Regions from separate parts of the Homo sapiens genome. Here all the other regions are linked to region 1. A link is a loop called in an ENCODE intact Hi-C map of the cell type or tissue named here. Cell type or tissue: endothelial cell of umbilical vein. All regions are shown on one strand.

Region 1 (2,500 bases):
GTGTTTATAAAAGTGATTAGATTACTAGCTTAGTTTAACCTGTCCCACTCAATGGCCCACATTGTGGCATGTCTTAATTATAACTAGCATGTATATAGCATTTATGCCCAGCAGTTTTCTAGCTGCTTTACTTGTACTATTTCATTTAATCTTTACCAATAATATAACTTGTAGGTGCTGTTATTAGTCCCATTTTGTACACGAAAAAGTTGAGGCACAGTGCGACCAAGACCCTTGCCCAAATTCGCATACCTGGCAAAGTGGAAGAGCTAGGTTTCCAACCCTGGCAGCCTGATTCCAGAGGCCATGCCCTTAACCACTGTACTCATTGCTTCTGCCCAGCAGAAAAGACGAGAGTCCTTAGCTGGACACCTCCCAGGGTAGCAGGGCAGGACGGCTTGGGACCCACGAAAGTATGTGCAAGCCATTTGTTAAGAAGCTAATGATACTATATTAGGCCGGGTGCAGTGGCTCATGCCTGTAATCCCAGCACTTTAGGAGACTGAGGCAGATGGATCACTTGAGGCCAGGAGTTTGAGCCTGGCCAACATGGCAAAACCCCGTCTACTAAAAATACAAAAATTAGCCGAGTGTGGGATTACATGCCTGTAATCCCAGCTACTCAGGAAGCTGAGGCATGAGACTCATTTGATCCTGGGAGGCAGAGGTTGCAGTGAGGGAAGATCAGGCCACTGCACTTCAGCCTGGGCGACAGAGCAAGACTGTCTCAAAACAAAAAAAGAAGCGAATGATACTACATTGGAGACTGGCTTTATAGTGGCTGGGCTGTGTGGTCCAAACAACTAGTACTATAGGCATTCAAAAGAGAAAAAGCTGACGGTTGGTAGTGTTATGGAAGAGGTAAAACTTGAGCTAGATCTTCTGGATGACTGGGATTTGAGTAGGTGGAGAATTTATTCCAGGTGGGGGCAATAGCAGGAGCAGAGACCCAGAAATGAGGGCAAGAGTGCTCCTTTGTGGTCAAGAAGGAACCTGGCTTGGCAGGAGAGTGCATTGGTAAAGTCAATCCAGGCAGAATAGCTTGATTTGCCCTTGAAAGCTCTGAGTCCGGCACAGCATGGGAAAAATAACACAGAAGGAGGAAGCAAGCAGGGAGACTTCACTGGGTAGGGGAGCCCCTGGAGTGTGAAGCTACATAAGAATCTATGGTTGCAGGTCTCCACTAGAAAAATGTGCTGCGAACCCTTCCTGTCCAGGACCATGACTTACTGGTATCTTCCCACCTGGTGGGGCACAACAGAGCATATTTGCATGATTGGGGTAACTAAGAAAGATGTTGGAAGAAAAAAACGAACAGGAGTTGATGCCTGAGTGGATGTAAGGGAAGGGACAGATGACTCATATATGACTCTTGTGATTTCCTTAACTTTTCCCAAAATGTGCATGCCTCTGCTAGCTGCTGTGATTGGACAGGCGAGAGCAAAAGCTATAAGCTAAGCAAAATGCCTTCTTATGAAATAGTAGATTGTGTTAACTCTTAATTTAAATAGGATGTTGTGCTAGATGACTGTACAGACTTGGGATTTGAGGTTTAGATACAGACATACTTGGGTCCCTTCCTACTCCCTTTTCTGAAGTCAGTGGTGCAATCCCCAAGACATGGTTGAAATTAGGTGCCTAAGGGAAGCTTATCAGGTAGAAGGGATACTTGTTCTGTCTCAAAGGCCAGGGACACATATCAATTCAACAGAAAACCAAAGCAACCCTGGCCAGGCACAGTGGTTCACACCTGTAATCCCAGCACTTTGGGAGGCCGAGGTGGGTGGATCACTTGAGGTCAGGAGTTCGAGACCAGCCTGGCCAACATGGCGAAACCCAGTCTCTACTAAAAATACAAAAATTAGCCAGGCGTGGCAGTGCACACCTGTAATCCCAACTACTCGGAAGGCTGAGGCAGGAGAATCGCTTGAACCCAGGAGGCAGAGTTTGCAGTGAGCTAAGATCACACCAGCGCACTCCAGCCTGGGTAACAGAGCGAGACTCCGTCTCCAAAAAAAAAAAAAAAAAGCAACTCTTTAGAATTGTTTTGTCTTAAAGAAATAAAGCAGATAGCTAACACATAGCACTTGCTGCCTGTGGGCACTATTCTAAGCACATTGCTTGTATTAACTCATTTAATCCTCATAATAACCCTTTGCAAGAGGTTACTATTATTATCCTCATATTAGAGATGAGAAAACTGAGAAATAGAGAGGTTAAGTAATTTGCCTGCTGGCAAGTAGTAGAGGTGGGATATAAACTCAGGCAGTCAGGCTCCAGAGTCTGTGCTCTTAAACACTACACTATGTTGAAGTTATACACGAAGAGCTGTTAGAGACCTTTACAAGTAGTATAATCATCACTTAATCATATATATGTCTAGGCATGTTGTATACACACACAGTTCACATGTATTTGTATATATTTAAACATTTGGAGATTAAAGTTTCAGTGCCTGTGTTTTTTTCAATTTTTTATTATAAAATACACATAAAATTTA
Region 2 (2,500 bases), 87 kb before region 1:
CACAAATGGCTAACCATATACTAAACATACTTTTAAAGTAAATTAGATCATAATCTAATAAAATAGAACTGGTATTTTCCTTCATTCATACATTACAATATTTAGTCTCTCAGAAATACAAAGGCTGATTTGCTTGTATTCATTATTAATTTATTGATTTCTTAATTGAGAAGCAATATGGTATAGGTTAATAGAAAATACTCTTCCCATACTAGTCCTGTATATTGCTGTGTTGCATTGAAAAAAAATCTACCTGTTTAAAATGTTGGGATTAAATATTTTAGATATCATGTATGTAGTAGTTGTTTGAGATTTCCAAGTTGAAAGATGGCACAAATATTTTGAAATTATATGCAAGAGCCTTTTATTTTCCTGAAACTTCCAAACAGTGGTTTCATAAACAGGTATTGGTGAAATCAGTTCTGTCATTCTCAGTGGGGCATAAACCATATTTTTTAATGTTTTATAGACCCAACTTTTAAATAATGATGGCCATAACCCATTAATGAAAAAAGTGTTTGATATACATCTTGCTTTTCTTAAAAATGGACAATCTGAAGTGTCGCTGAAACATGTATTTGCCTCACTGAGAGCTTTCATCAGTAAGGTAAGGACAGAAGCTTGGGAGCAGCCGGTGGGCTCTCTTCATTGCAAAAAGGAAAGATGGGACAATGGGGGTCATTGTGGTGACATATACAATGCCAGCTCATGAAGCCATTAAGTACTGCCTTTGTAAATAGAAATACAGAACAACAAAGCACACACAGAGGGCCTACCATGAACCCCCTCAAATCAGAAGCTACTTTTTATTTCACCCCATCATACCTTCCCTTTTCCATTAAGCTCCTTTGAAGAATATCGTTTTAAAATTACCAAACCTGCCAGTTCTCTATTTTGCTTCTTTTTAAAAGTATTGTCATGTTGGAGGTATATAAGCCATGAGTGCACTCATGTCTAAACACTTTGAAAGGATCCAACTTTTGTAATCCCAGGGTCTTGTATAATATCTTGGAAATGGTAAGCACTCAGTACATGTTCAAATGGATGAATCCTGCCTTTCAATGCTAGCCATAACTGAGGGCCCTAAATGTGCAGTCCACTTACCTCAGCTAAACAATAACCTCAGACTTGGCTTTTAGGAAGAAATATGACTGAAACAGACAGCAAAGATTTATTTTCTGTGCTCAGGGGCTTTTTAAACTTAAGAATAAACATAATTAACCAAGATAGAGCCAAGGTTATGGAAAGGCACAGTCCAGATCTTCCACTGGTTTATGTAACTACAATAAGACAAAGAAATTCAGTTTCTTTATTTGTGTAATAGGCTAGCTAAGCTTTGAAAACTTTTTGCCATCCTCATTATTTAGATAGCAGCCAATTGTGTTTAATAGATACAGAAATTAGATGAATTTGAAGCTTTTTATTGCCATTCTTTAATATAATTTATGAATTAATCTATGGGAAGCCAAGTTCAACACAAGCATGTTACAAAAACTAAGGGAAAGAGATTCAGAACTAATTCATTTAACAAAAACTGTAGGTACTTACTGGATATAGTCCCTAAAGGCTTATTGTCCAGTAGAGGGAGGCACACACACATCAAGATACACATACACAGAAACAAATACCATCAGGATAAAATAAGTCTGTATAGACCTCTGGGGGTGAGCAGGAGAAGAACTCTAATTTAGCAAAAGTTTTTCTGCAGCAACGGAGCTAGGATTTAATATGGATTCACCAAGAGATGAAACTAAAGATGTAAATGGAGTACAGATCATGTGGACTCATCTTAAGAGTTGGATTTCATCTTTCAGGCATCAGGTAGTCATGGAAGGGTTTTAAGCAGGGAAGTAACACAATTATATTTGTATTAAGAGGGAATTGGTAAGGACTGGGGAAAATCTCTTTAAAAGTTGTGTTGAAGAAGGATTGGTGACAATGTCAAAGGCAGTAAAAAGACTAGTTGCAGTAAGCTAGATAAGAAATGAGGGCCTGAAGTAAGGCAGTGACAGTGGATATATGAAGGATCAAAGGCAGATGAGACATGTTGAAAAAGGATTTACAGGATTTGATCATCAGTCCACTGACAGTATGGTGGAGTGTGGTGGTTGATGTGAAATACAGGGGAAAGACTACATTTGCAGTAAAAGTTAATGAGTCCTGTTGAATTTGAGTGCCTTTGGGACATTAGGATATATGGATCTTTGCTCTGGAGAGGGATCAGATTGGAGAGCCAGAGTTGGAGTCATTCTCCATTCATCCATACTATATTTATTGAGGACCTTCTCTGTGTCAAGTGCTGTACTAGGTCCTGTAGATACAATGGAGATACAAAATAAATATACTCTTTGCCCTCATGAAGCGTTCAGTCTTAGTGGGGATAGGGGAGACAGAAAATAAATAATAAAAGAATTAGTAATCATGAGCCGGGCGCAGTGGTTCACGCCTATAATCCCAGCACTTTGGGAGGCCGAGGCGGGCAGATCACCTGAGGTCAGGA
Region 3 (2,500 bases), 72 kb after region 1:
TTATACTGTTTTTAGAAAAAAATTCTATGGTATAAATCCAGTTAGCAACATTAATTCTTATTTATGCTTCTACAAACACTTAAAAGTATTTTTTTTCTTTTTTCTTTTCTTTTTTCCACTCTCCCCTCATCCCTGGGGTAGATGAGAACTGGAAAAATAATGCTGGGTATCCACTCCCTGACAGTGAAATAGGTAGTTTGGAGCCCCAATTAATTACTTTGTTAGGATGAGAGTGCAGATCAAACCTTTAACATGTGAGGGTTGCCGTACACTCTGCCTGCTATGCAGCCCCAAATAAGGCTGGCCAGTACCTAGGAGCACTGAGGAGGCTAATGGACAATTAACAAACATCGAGTCCAGAGGAGGCCTGGATTCTCTGTAAGCTTTGCAGCCAAAGGTGGCCCTGCCTGCCCACTTAGGGCCCCATGAAGACTAGAACTAGAATTACAGAAAAAGAATGTCTGCAAGTCAAGAACAATCTGGCTTTACTACTTTATTTTCATTCCTTCATCTGTTCAGTTGGGGGGCGATGTTAAAGCTATGTGACATGGGCACCAACCAGTCAGGTCAGATGCTGGCTATAATTACTTGGTAGGTTATGTATCAACCCTGGATTCAACAGATATTTATTGAGTGTCTACCATGTGCCAGCACTGTGCTAGCTAGGTACTGTATGATGCAGGGCAAGTTTCTTTCTTTCTCTGAGCTTCAGTTTGCTCACTTGTGAAAAAAAAGGAGTAAGTGATCTACAAGGGCTCCTTTAGGTCTAACATTCGCAATCAATAAAATAGTAACTTTTGATTGTTTTGGGAAAATAATGGAAACAGCTATAGAAAACAAGCAGCTGACCTAAGACTTGTAGATTTGAAAATGGGGGAAAAAACAGAAAATTATTCTGAGTTATTGTTTGACTTGAGATTTGGATTAAGAATCAGTTCTACATGTCTTATTTTCATGATGTTTCCAAAGGGAGACAAAGATAGCTCTAATCAAAGGGTGAGTTTGTTTTACAGCCTTGAACATTCAAGCTCCACCCCACTATCCCCCACCAACATGCATATACAAGACACCTTCCCCCTAAGGAGGCTACTACTTTCTTTTAGCATCCTCTCTCCAGCTGCTACACTTCAAACCCTTTCGTTCAGTGGTTGGCAATAGCTTGTCCACTCTGGCAAGAGTCCATGTTCCAAGCCTTTCTTAACTTCCTCTTTTCAGACTTGTCCTGCCTCATTTCCTGTTCCTTGTGGCCTCTGCCTCATAAGATGTTTGATCAATTCATCTTTGCTAATGTAGCCAAGGAGGGCTAAGAAGTTTGTGGGTTACCATTTCTGGATAAAATTCATATTACAAGGAGCCTCCCCAAACCATGCTACCACTTTTATGGTGGATTAAAAAAATATTATGGGAAAGTTCAAACATATATAGAAGTAAGGAGACTGTTACAGTGAATGGTCATATACCCATCAACTAGCTTCAACAATTATCAAAATGGTCAATCTTATTTCATTTATACTGCCACCCATTTCCTACTTCCTACATGACGAATTATTTTTAAGCAAGTCCCAGACATCACATCATTTCATCTGTAAATACTTTAGTATATATCTCTACAAACTAAGGACCCTTTTTGTTTTAAAAAACTGCAATACCATTATCACACTTTAAAACTAAACAATAATTGCTTAATATTCTCAATTATCTAGTCAGTGTTTACATTTCCCCAATTGTCTCATAAGTCTTTTTTTCCTACAATTTGCTTGAATCAGGATCCAATAAGGCTCACGGTGATTTTTTAAATAATGATGCTTTGTAATATACAGGGGTGAGAATTTGGGAACAAATGATTGTTTGGCCTTTAAAATCGTACTACATTGGCATTTAGGAATGAATACAGCCCTGCTGCCACAAAGTAGCTCTTTTTCCCTTCCAGATTGCTTTGACTAAAAATTTGTTTAGCATCCCATTGGATTCTGGAAATTCTTCTTGTTTTCTCTTTTCCTTCCTTCCTTCCTTCCTTCCTTCCTTCCTTCCTTCCTTCCTTCCTTCCTTCCTTCCTTCCTTCCTCTCTCTCTTTTTTTTCTTTTTTCTTTCTTTCTTTCTTTCTTTTTTTTTTTTTGACAGAGTTTTGCTCTTGTTGCCCAGGCTGGAGTGCAATGGTGCGATCTCGGCTCGCTGCAACCTCTGCCTCCTGGGTTCAAGTGATTCTCCTGCCTCAACCTCTCAAGTAGCTGGGATTACAGGCGCCCGCCACCACGCCTGGCTAATTTTTGTATTTTTAGTAGAGACGGGGTTTCACCGCGTTAGCCAGGCTGGTCTCGAACTCCTGACCTCAAGTGATCCACTTGCATCAGCCTCCCAAAGTGCTGGGATTACAGGCGTCAGCCACAGTGCCCAACAAATTCTGGAAATTCTTTATAAGCGTAGTCAGACATCTGTGAAGGAAGTGAAAACTGAAGTTTGGCCTTGAAGCTTAGAAGTTCTCACACAACCAAGACATAGT

Evidence for each region. A loop is a pair of places that touch in the nucleus more often than their neighbours do. Peaks named below come from ENCODE experiments on the same cell type or tissue, not always from the same donor. Only the 100,000 strongest peaks of a DNase experiment are listed, where the experiment ranks them.
Region 2: a loop joins it to region 1, with 9 times the contacts of the local background. A loop is called at or near these places in 10 of 110 quality-filtered maps.
Region 3: a loop joins it to region 1, with 4 times the contacts of the local background. A loop is called at or near these places in 2 of 110 quality-filtered maps.

Annotation. Positions count from the first base shown.
Region 1 is chrX:118,729,567-118,732,066 of GRCh38, forward strand. All of the region lies in intron 1 of IL13RA1 (interleukin 13 receptor subunit alpha 1), which reads left to right. Among named protein-coding and RNA genes, the nearest start is that of IL13RA1, 3.2 kb to the left of the region's middle. In endothelial cell of umbilical vein, no CTCF peak of the experiment used is centred here; a DNase peak (open chromatin) is centred at 1,275; H3K27ac peaks cover 1,978 bases.
Region 2 is chrX:118,642,988-118,645,487 of GRCh38, forward strand. It overlaps DOCK11 (dedicator of cytokinesis 11), which reads left to right. Exons shown (of 53, transcript NM_144658.4): 40 at 470-607. Among named protein-coding and RNA genes, the nearest start is that of IL13RA1, 83 kb to the right of the region's middle. In endothelial cell of umbilical vein, a CTCF peak has its summit at 1,550 (motif pointing right); a DNase peak (open chromatin) is centred at 1,604.
Region 3 is chrX:118,801,860-118,804,359 of GRCh38, forward strand. It overlaps a transcript of IL13RA1 not described here. Among named protein-coding and RNA genes, the nearest start is that of ZCCHC12, 21 kb to the right of the region's middle. In endothelial cell of umbilical vein, no CTCF peak of the experiment used is centred here; a DNase peak (open chromatin) is centred at 1,182.